Regions from separate parts of the Homo sapiens genome. Here region 2 is linked to region 1. Evidence: chromatin contacts called from ENCODE Hi-C or POLR2A ChIA-PET data. All regions are on one chromosome and are shown on one strand. Each heading gives the region's core, a stretch centred on a gene start or an enhancer-like site at or near the end of the contact. The rest is flanking DNA. Distances are from core to core; before and after follow the strand shown.

Region 1 (5,724 bases), core at 936-3,435:
ACTCATGGGAAAATTATTTTTTTAACATGAAGCAAAATAACAGTTTATGGTGACAATCCTTTCTTATAAAAATTTCTTTTTAATGTAGCCTGGCATGATGCAGGATTTCTCAAAGAGTTCTGCAGGATACCATTCCTCAGAATATTAAATATGTGTTAATTGGATTAAAAGATGCCTTTGCAAATAAGTTCAGAAAAATTTAGAAAGAAAAATGTTAAACATGTTTCCTTTCTGAAATTTTCTGGGAATCTTGAATGTGCTAAACTCTATGAATCTCTAAGGGACCCCACAATGTGCAGAATCAAACATTGTTGACTGTGGCATCATTTTTGGAAAGACATTTTGTGGGATGAGTGTAGACTAAAACACACTTTGGGAAATACTGGCAGAATAGAAAGAGTCTGGAACTGGGAGCCCAAAGGACTTGGTTATAATCCTGATCTGCCACTTACTGCCTGGGTAAGTTATTCTATTAATCTCAAGATCATCTTAGATAAAATGAGGATAATACATGCACGAACTATTACCCCACAGAATTTTTATGAGAAATAAATCAGAAATTGTGGGTAAGAGTGATTAATCAATGCCTAGCATTCAGCAGGCCCTAGTGACTGAATGCTGGAGGAATGATTATCTTTGTACAATAATGTCTTTAGTTTATTTAAGGTCCTGATGAGAGGCTCACATGCTTATGAAACAGGCGCCAATTTCTGATAAACTTTGCAACCTTTATACTGCTCAGATGAGTCTAGGCCTGGTTTTCCCTGAGGCTTCTCATCATCTTGTGGCAATGACCACCAGGTGTGCTGTATTACCTGCTGAATTGAAGATCAACTTGGTTTTGTTTTTAAACACATCTTACATTTGGGCAACCAATTCCAGGGATTTTAAAATCAGTTTCTCAAGAAAATATTACATGGAGGTAGAACCTATCTTGGAGCAGAGGGCTAGAATCGGAAACTCAGGACAGGGTTTACTTAATCTCTTTGACTTTTTGTTTCCTCACTCATAATTGAAAATAATAATTTCCCCATAGTAATATTATGAGCACTGAATCTGATATTATGTATAGGAAGTACATTGTATTGTGTATCATTAATAAACCATTTTTATGACTATCATCAAAAGAGATCTTTCATAGAATTATATAATATAGTATTAAAATTAAAGAATCTAATATAGATCACCTAGTCAAATGTCCTCCTTTTCTAGAATTAAAAAAAAAAAAATCAGAAGGATGAAGGAATTTAGCCAAAGTCGTATAGTTCTCAGTGGCAAGTCCAGATAGAATATAACGGCTTTTTCCAAATATTCAAAGAAGAAAACATTTGCGCTATATGACCCCAAGGGATCAAATCAGTAGTGAAAGCTAGAGGAAACTATATGAAAATACACATCTAACAATCTCAATCTTAGTGCTCTACTGTTGAAATAGGTTGCCTCGGGGTTGCCACTCACCACCCTTCCCCCACCACCACCACCTATTTAGGTATTAAAGCTGGCTCTAGGGAGATGAAGTAAGCCATATGTACAGGTATCAGTCTCTGGGTTTTGTGAATCGGAAATTAATCATATGCATCATGGTTTGGCCTTGTGGTTGACACATTGCCTGAGACAGTCCCAGACCTATGACAGAGCCAACTCTGGAACTGTATTTTATAGAAATGCAGGAGCCACAATCTCACTGGAAGAAAGGACTTAAAGCTATAATTTCTTAGCACTTTACATAAGATTGAGAAAATGTCAAGTATCCATATCAAAGAATAGAGTTTGAAGGAGATTACAGAGGGACTAAATTCCTTTAACCCACTTGGCATTGCTGTTGGTTATATATAGAAGCTGGGCTCAACTCTGCTGGATAGCTAACCACAATTTCAGAGCCTGTAATTTTCTGTTATCTGTACTGACGCCCTTTTTATTTATGTGGATAATTGAAAGTTGACTATAATTATGAAATCTGACAACCTCAAGACAAACTCATTGAACATCTTTCTTTTAGAAACAATGTGAATTGAGATGTTTTATTCACTAGGCAACCCAATAATATTTGCTCATGGTTAAGAATGTACTATCAATCACGATATCCCAAACAAAAAACACAAGAGAACAAGCCAACAACAACAAAGTTTTCCCTTAGAGACAATTGTAATGAGACAGGACAGGCATTGCCCCAAAAGAGAAGTGAGAGATAATTTGAGGAAGTAAAATAAAGTTTAGTAAAGGCTGGGATATTTCTGTGGAACCTACTAAAAGGGGAACTCCAAGATATGCCTCACATTTGCCCAGATCTAGATCTGAGTTTGCATATTTTGTGATTTCAGAGTATGTTCTGACTAAAACAGCAAACACACTTAATATAAGTGGTTAATGAAGCTACCAGCAAAGTGGGCACATCCTGTCACAGTGCACATAATAATAACAAAGCTAATATTGAGTGCTTACCATGAGCAGGTACTGTACTAAAACGTTTCACATGAGTTAACTTGTTTAATCCTTGTACTAATTATGATATTTGTACTATTCTTAACCCCATTTTCAGGAAACTGAAGTTTAGAGACCTTGACTACTTTCCACAGCTGATAACTGTTAACTTCAGGTTTGAATCAAGGTCTTCTGACTGCAGACCTGTATCTTCCTTATATCTTGTCCACCTACCCTTGGTAGATCTGAAATGGAGTCCAGTCTTGTTGTGTCAGTACTGCTGTCATTGTCCCCAGAGCAGCCCATTGTTTACTATGTAGGGTGACCAGCAATCTGTAGGCCAGCCTTTGGGGCATAATGTGCCTCTTTTGTGTTAATCCTTAGAAAAAACCTACTTAAAAATATGTTCTTTTTCCATTAGAGTCACGACAGGTCAAAGATCTACTGAGGAGGGGATGTGTCTTTACTTGATACTGTAGGCTTTAATCAGGAGAAGTGGCATAAACTTAAGCAAGAAAACCTTTGGGGCCAGGTGCGGTGGCTCATGCCTGTAATCCCAGTACTTTGGGAGGCCGAGGCGGGCGGATCTTGAGGTCAAGGGATAGAGACCATCCTGACCAACATGGTGAAACCCCGTCTCTACTAAAAATAAAAAAATTAGCTGGGTGTGGTGGCATGTACCTGTAGTCCCAGCTACTGGGGAGGCTGAGGCAGGAGAATCGCTTGAACCTGGGAGGCAGAGGTTGCAGTGAGCGGAGATTGGGCCACTGCCCTCTAGCCTGGTGACAGAGCGAGACTCCGTCTCAAAAAACAGAACAAAACGAAACAAAAAAACCTTTGTACCCTGATTTCACTTAATGTTACCTAACACTAAGTGTATTTCACAGGTGCTGCTGAGGAAACCATTCAAAGTCCTAGCCTATCTATGACAGGCCTTAATATCCTAAAGCTAAGAAAGGTAGGGTACAGAGTCAGCCATATACATGTATAAAGCAGGTAGACATTCAGGATGCTGAAAAGGGTACCTGCATCATATTTGTTTTCCCCTAGACTTGCCAACTAGTCTGAAATTTCCACCACTACTATCACTTATTTGGATAAAGCCCCCATATTAGAATATAAACATGTTCTTGAAAAGATGAATACGTTAAGCCATTAATATTCACTACAGACAGTGATGGTTAACACTATAGCTGTAATGTTAGAAAAGGACAGAGCTTTGAGGGAATGAGACCATGATAGGTAAATTTTGAAGAAAAAAAGAAAACTGGAAAGCTCATAACAGTGGTTTTCAAACACAGGCTTGCAGATTAGACAAAGGTATTCATTAATTTTTGGTGAAATAGGAGCAACAGGGAAAATGTAGTAAAATTTCTAATTAAAACTATACATTTAAAATTATAAAATTATAAATTCTGAGATAATGTCCTTCTTTTTGGATGGTATCTTGTCACTTCTGTTATAAGATGATTATGATAGTAGATGAAGGTTGAATTTTTTTAAAAGTCTGTGTTTGACAAAATAAAAAGCTAGCAATTTTTTGTTAATCATTAATGGATATACATGCATTCAATATTCTATTACACCTTCACAGTAACTGTGAGGAATTTTTTGTGATCATGCCTGTTTTATAGATGAGGAATCTCAGGCCTAGAGGATAAATAACTTATCCAAATTGATATAGCTATTAAGTGGCAAAACTGTGACTTGTCCTCCTTACTCACTCCTTTCATTTGGGACAAGGACACTGGGGCCTTTGAGGAAAAGATCAATACTAAAAACAGAAAGAGAAATGTTAGAAAAACCAAAGTACAGAAGATAAATTTCACCTACTTAATTTTAACAAACACTTTCTAGAACTTTGCTGGCAAAAATGTTGTCCCTTATACTTGGCATTTAGAAACTAACATCATAAAATCCTGAAAGTGTTAAGAGCAAAAAAAGTTTTAAAGTTCATTCTCCTTCTTTTCAATAAATGAGAAAACTTACAAGTAGCATCTGACTTAAAATTCTATATTGTTGCATATGACAAGCACTCAGAAATATTTACATAAAGCAAAAGGCATAACACAGCCATTATTGGTAATGTAGAGAAGAAAAAAGCAAAGGAAAATGTAGCCTGATCAGACCAGCTAAGTAACTGCATGAGACAAACTTCAGCCACTTCAGTCATCCATGACAAATGAAGAACAGTAAAACAGGAAAAACCCTTAAAATAGAATTAATTTCAACTCAGTGATATGCACATAGGAAGCATTCAACAAAAAGTCAATTACTGAAATAATAAATGAATGCCTAATTTTATATTGCTCATCATAACATGGGCAACATACATTCTTTCTTGTTCTAGAAATAAACATTTGAAGACCTGGGAAAATGCTTAACCAAGAAAAATCTATTACAAGGCTACACTTTGACTACATGTATTCATCATTAAATACAGGTATAAAATGAAAATGTCCAAATATGCTAATTTAGACATAATACATATAATGACTGAGATTTAAGAACTAGTATCATTTATTTGGCAGTTTTCCAAACTCTCAACATTTGGAAACATTTTCTATTACTGAGTCGTTTTGCCACCAGGGAACCCAACTAACTCCAGAATTATGCTTCCTTCAGGGAGATGGGAAGTTCTCATCAGCCACAACAACCTTGGCAGGTAGCTCTCTTGTGCTTACTCGGAACATATATTTGAGAATTAGAATAAAGACTAAAGGATATGCTCAGCATTTCCAAGTCCTTATGTACCCTGAATTGGCATCTACTATTGACTACGAGGACAATGGGTGAACAGTCAAATTACTTTTGGGGGGTTGAGAGGAGACAGAGACAGAATGGTATTCTGTGGTCTCAGCCATAAGCTTCAGGAAATCCATGGTAACTTTCATATCTCTAAAGCAAAGAGCTAAGGAAGCCCATCTAATGCTTCTGAAAGGCAGGTATTGAGGTGGCTGTGGGAACCTCTGAGAGCCCCTCATCTACCCTGTAGACCAAGAAACCACCTATCGCAGTGGAAGCTCATGTGCCCCATTGAGGAGTTTCCCACCATGGCTTGGATTTGCATGAGAAACATCATCAGACTGAATCTGATTCTTAAAAATGGATGAAGGGACAGAGAGGTAACTTTCAAGATGCTTCCACATTATTTAGGAATCCAAGATCATCAGATTCCCTCACTCCAGAGGGAAATTAAAGTTCAGAGGACAATGCCTGAGCCTACTGCTGACTTACAGAACCCATTTCACTCATAAATTTGAGCCCCCAAGGCCTAAAGGAGATGAGTGTGGTTCAAGCTTT
Region 2 (5,486 bases), core at 2,037-4,536, 4.5 Mb after region 1:
ATGTCTGCCACTTGTAAGTTGAGTGACACTAGACAGTAAAGTATCTTAAGGCTTAAGTCTTTGTTTCATCTGTAAATGAGGGAAGAGAACAGCTACCTCACAGAGTCGTTAAGAGATGACAATATTAATGATGTTATGACAACCGTAATAACAGATACATGGCACTTACTGTACCAGGTGGTTTCACAGAACACTTTTGACTCTCACAACAAGCCTATTCGATAGGCACTATTTTTATTACAACCATTTTACAAATACAGAAACTGACGCAGAGAGGGAGTAATTGTGCCCAAGACCACACAGGTAAAAAAAGGCTAAGGTGGTATTCCAACCCAGACAGTCTGGCTGCAGTCTGTGTCCTAAGTCCAATGCTGTCACTCTGTACTCCCTAAATCTCTCCATACACTTCAGTTTCACCTGTTCTTTTGTCCCTACTGATTCCTAGCAATGTTTTTTTTTTTTTGTCTTCCATATGACACTTTCATTCCCCATACTTTTCTGTGAAGAAAGACGCAGAGGTAGCAAAGACAAGAGACAAGTAGATTGCAAAAAGAAATGTTTTTGTAGAAAAGGGAAAAACTCTATGGGAGATGAAATAAAATGAGCAAGTTCTGAGGGGTGATGGACAGATCAAAAACAGATGATCTTCAAGACAACATAATCACCCATAAACGTGGTAAAACAAAAAATTACACTTCCAATTTGGTGGAAAGAGTGCCACCTGCTGACACTTTCTGGAATAAGGTAGTTTAGCCCATTTGAAAGAAGCTGTATTGCCTTCTCAAAAACAACGAAAACCTACTATTGATCAATGAAGGTAACAAGATATAACTTCAACAAAGTAAAACAACGAACACATAATTATCCCACAAAATAAGAATTTAAATAAAGAATTATCAAACCTGGAATTCTACTCCTGTCAATTATTGTTTCTGGCATATGGTAGGGGTTCAAAATACATTTGTTGAGCGAATTCTAACATAGTACTATTTAGTTTTCTGAAAAATCCTGTAATGATCACCTTATTTAGAACCAAACCATGCAGGCTGGTATCTTCCAAACATACACAATCTGTAAGTACAATTTTCTCCATTCCCCACTTCTAAGATAATAATGGCTATTTCTTCAGCACATATTATGACAGGCACTGTTCTAAGCACTTAACATATATTAATGAATTTTCGTGACCTCATAACGTCCATATTATCATTAATAGTATCTTCATTTTACAGATGAAAAACGGATGCCCAGAGAGGTGAAGTAATTTATCCAAGGTCCCTCAGATGAGCAGGGTGGAGGTTCACATCCAAGAGGTTTGGCTCCAAAGTTTTGCTCATAACCCCTTTGTTGCCTTCTGTTACATGGCGGAAGGTCCAGCCACTAAGATAGAAGCCAGAGGTTTAACTGGGGAAATGGGAATAATGGCAGATGTTCATCTATAAGGCTACACTGCCACTCCATGCCACAGACTCCAAGAACAGAATTACAGCCAGGCTTCAGATTGGAACTGGGCTTGGAAATGCATGCCTCTCAACGTGAATGTGGCCCCAAAACTCATGGGGGTCATACACAGCTTCCCAATGATGGCAGGGCTGTACCTATCATTCAGTAGGCTTTTATGCTTTGATAGCTGATTGTTATAACTTAGTGCTCTAATCCCAAATAGGTCGTGCATAAATCTAGAATACCAAAAGCAAGGCCTAATTCGGGTCTTGTACGGGCAAAAGTGGAGTAAATGTACCTAGGCCTTTGACTACATCTCCATACACTGCAATGGCAAATGTCATCATCTAGATTGGCTGGAGTTCATCCTTCACTTCTTCCTCCACGCTATCCAGCTTCTTCAGATATGTTCTTGTCTAGTCTCGTTTCCCATTTTCCACACCCACTTGGTGTTCCAGGTCAGGCTCGTATTCTTAGTGTTCTAACACTCCACCCTTGGGTCTTTGCAAAAGTACTTCCCGCACTAAGATCTCTTCCCTCCTCTGCAAAATCAACTTGTCCTTTGGAGTATAATTTCTTCTCGAAACTTTCCAGCAAGGGATCCACAGTAATTTCTCTTTTTCCTGTAGCACTTGCTTTTGTATCACTCATATTTGATCCATATTTTCCTAGCTCACCAAATAGTCTTTTTCAACTAGACCAGAGTTCCTTGAAAGCAAAGGGTTTCCATAGCTTTTTCTATCTCTATGGCCGGACAACGTAGTAGGAACTTATTAATTCACTTAACACTACTGGAGAAGCCAATCAATCAACAAGCGCATAAGGTTAGTTAGTGGTGAGTGCTATTAAGAAAAATTGCGGATAAAGCGATAGAAAGTGAGGTTGGTAGGTGTTAATTAAGATAGGAAGGTCAGGAAAATCTTTCTGTCGGGGGCGATTGTAAGCTGACAGGCAGTCCGTAAGCGCTGTCCCTGCTGCGTTCAAATGAATTAAATCTTTGCCTTATGGGTGATGCAGGTAAAAGAGCTCCGACTCAGCATCAAAACACAGAGTTCTTCTGGTCTGGCTCTGACGAGGAGCCTTAGTTTCCTCAGCGTCTTAACTGTCTTAAGGATTGTCTTTGTGGGCCTTACAAGATTGCGGGGAGGATCAAACATTCTAATAAATGAAGGAGGGCCACGAGAACGGAACCTTCCGCTTGAGTCACCATTTAAACAAGTGTTTGTGGAATGAGAATTATCTTGCCCGCTTCAGGTGCTCAGGATGCAGACAGACGTGAAACTGGCGGGTCCTTTAGGAGACTGTCCCGACTGCGTGTCCTGAGGTGACTCGCCCCAGGGCGCACGGCAGCCGGCAGCCAAGCTCAAGCTTTCAGGCTCTCATTTCAAAGTGTCCCGAGGTGATTCGCCCCAGGGCGCACGGCACCCGGCAGCCAAGCCCAAGCTTTCAGGTTCTCATTTCCATCACGCCCCGGCCGGCCGCCGCGGACAGCTCCGCGGAGCCGACTCGGAGGCTGCTACTTGCAAATTCCCGGGCTGCCCGCCCGCCCGCACTCACCAATGGGCTTGTCCAACCGCATGAGGCGCAAGTACGGCTGCAGGGGGCGGGGCGCAGAGTCCACCACCGCCGCCGCGGACAAACTGAGCTGGCGCCCGCGCGGCTCGGGACAGGCGGGGGGCTGCAAGTCACCACCGTGGGGCGCGCCTGCCGCACGCGCCAGGGCGAAGGAGCGGCCCCGCCAGCCCGGCAGCCACGCCAGTGCCACAGCCCGCAGGCCCCGCGCGAACCCCGCGGCTCGCGAGCCCAGCATGGCGCTGGTGAGGCCGGGACGAGCTCGGATTGACGTCATTCCCCGGCAGGCATGCGCAGTGGCACCCGCAGGATGCAATCCTAGTCTGCCAGGCTGGGCGGCGGTGTGGGCAGAACCTTTCCTCATCCTTACTTGTGAAATTGGGGTCATCGTGGTCGCTTACTCTAGGGAGGAATACTTAATGAAAAAGGGATTTCTATTGGCAAAAGGCAAAAAAATTACAATAAATTTAGTTGTAATTTTTTACAACTCGATCTTGATTGACTTTGTGGTTCCATTATCGGGCAACACTCAGAACGGGGTCTCTGAGGAAACAAACAAAAAATAGAATCGGGCAACACCTTATTCTGTAAAATAGAATAAGTGTTCCAAAGAGTCGAGCGGAGGAAGTTGGCTTTATAGACAGAAAAAGGGCTGAAGAAAGCAGAAGCAGAGAACAAAAAGCGGATTGGTCACTTCAAATTACTTTCATTGCGAGGCGGGGACAGGGAAACAACAACAGAGAAATAACGGATTGGTTAACATTAGGTTACACCAGGTTAAGGACTAAAACAGGAAACTTAATTGTCATGACGATTGCATTTTGAAATGGCCTGGTTGGAAAATTGGCTGTTGTCTCTCTTTCCTGACTTCTCAGAATGTCAGATACAACTTAGTTTTAGTTTGGTGACTTGGAACTTTAGCATGGGTGACTCTTGATTCTTAGTCTGATCTGTTGGGACCTAGTGCAGGAACTTAGTTCAAAACAATGGCCCCCTATAATTTAACCCTATTATCAGCTTTCTCCATAAAATGAAAAGGATAGTGTTTATTCATATGGAACAGTTGTACCAGGAAAAAAAAAAAAAAGCTTTGAAAAACCTACTGAATCCAAAAGAAGAATTTGCGTACACGTTTAGCCATAAAAAAAAAAAAGGGCACCAAGTGGCCACATACAAGACTGTAAATTAAAATCGCATTCAGGGTTAAGGGATGTTCATTACACAAGTGAAAATTTTAAATTTGACAGCCCTTCAAAGGAGTTTTTGTAATCAGTAGACAACCAGCATGTGTGATGCTAAGAACCTGAAGCTGAAAAGTCTGGTCAGCAGAGTCTTGCTCTGTCATCCAGGCTGGAGACCAGTGGAGGGATCATGGCTCACTGCAGCCTCCACCTCTTGGGCTCAATCGATCCTCCCATCTCAGCATTCTAAATATCTGGGACCACAGACACGAGCCACCGTGGCTGGCTAATTTTTAATTTTTCATAGAGAGGAGGTCTCACTATATTGCCCAGGTTGGTCTTGAACAGCTGGGCTAAAGAGATCCTCCTGCCTCAGATGGTCAGTACTCTTATTCATAAGCAACTCTGTATATCGCTGTGTGCCAGGCACTTTACATGTATCAACTCATTTAACCTCTCACTGAGTAACCCTAGGCAAGTCACTCATCTGGATTTTAATATTCTAGGAAGTTGACTTAGTCTTTAGGCTCCTTTCTGTAAAACATGTACAATGATTCTGTGACTTCTTGCATGGCTCAAGTACAGCAAGTTGGATGCCTGGCCACTTTGGTGCAATGAGGCAGGGGGTACCTAGCCTTTCTCCTGCCTGCAAAGAATAAAGGCCAGCAGGCAATTTAGTAACACTCCTAGTTGTTAGATTGGAGATGATTTAGATCTGACTCAAACCTGAAAAGGGTGTAATATCAGTCATGTATTGCATCCATGACTTTCCAATATAGGTCCAAACTCTTTGTTTAAAAAAATATATTAAGAATTTCAAGATGGCAACAGCAGGACATTAAACCAAGTACAAGGTCCTTCTTAGCGTAGGCCCTGGGTGACTGCACATGTACCCATGATGCTGACCCTGCCCAGAGGTGATTCAATCCTAAGATATTTGGTCCAATTAAAGTGCACAGGAAACTGAGATGGGTACCCACATGTCACTCTGCTAATTTGTAGGACAAGAGAACAGTCACATAGAGTAGAGCCCTAACTTTCAGGAGTCTCCTCTAGACTAATGCCAAGGCACAGTATGCCCTTGGGAAAGCCATTTAACTGCTGCAAACTCTTCAGAAAAGGAAGGGACTAGGCTTTCTCTAAAAGGGCCTGTAAGGCTCCGATTCCTCATTTTGTTTTTTGTTTTTTTTGAAGTGACTTTCTTTTTTTTTAAAATTTTATTATTATTATACTTTAAGTTTTAGGGTACATGTACACAACGCCAATTCCTCATTTTGGATTGGGCAGGAA

What was found. Hi-C counts contacts between places; a loop is a spot of excess contacts on that map. ChIA-PET counts read pairs that join two places held with the same protein, here RNA polymerase II (POLR2A). Pooled maps may share reads with other maps.
Region 2: a map of transverse colon shows a loop between it and region 1 (33-fold over the local background). The contact joins the promoter of COQ2 here to the enhancer-like site in region 1. A Hi-C loop is called at or near these places in 1 of 168 maps with a recorded cell type or tissue (transverse colon) and 2 of 50 pooled maps. POLR2A ChIA-PET finds 5 or more read pairs at or near these places in 1 of 52 experiments (B cell).

The regions. Positions count from the first base shown.
Region 1 is chr4:78,747,931-78,753,654 of GRCh38, forward strand. No RefSeq gene overlaps it. Among named protein-coding and RNA genes, the nearest start is that of BMP2K-DT, 25 kb to the right of the region's middle. RefSeq lists enhancers at 2,161-2,340, 2,641-2,690. Within about 2 kb of position 2,186, at least 4 of the 41 ENCODE cell types and tissues checked have a DNase peak (open chromatin) inside an H3K27ac peak, as active enhancers do; they include B cell, where a contact is called at or near this core.
Region 2 is chr4:83,281,512-83,286,997 of GRCh38, forward strand. It overlaps COQ2 (coenzyme Q2, polyprenyltransferase), which reads right to left and starts at 3,287. Exons shown (of 7, transcript NM_001358921.2): 1 at 3,001-3,287. The coding sequence starts at 3,253. RefSeq lists enhancers at 2,690-2,929, 3,125-3,419 and a silencer at 2,990-3,319.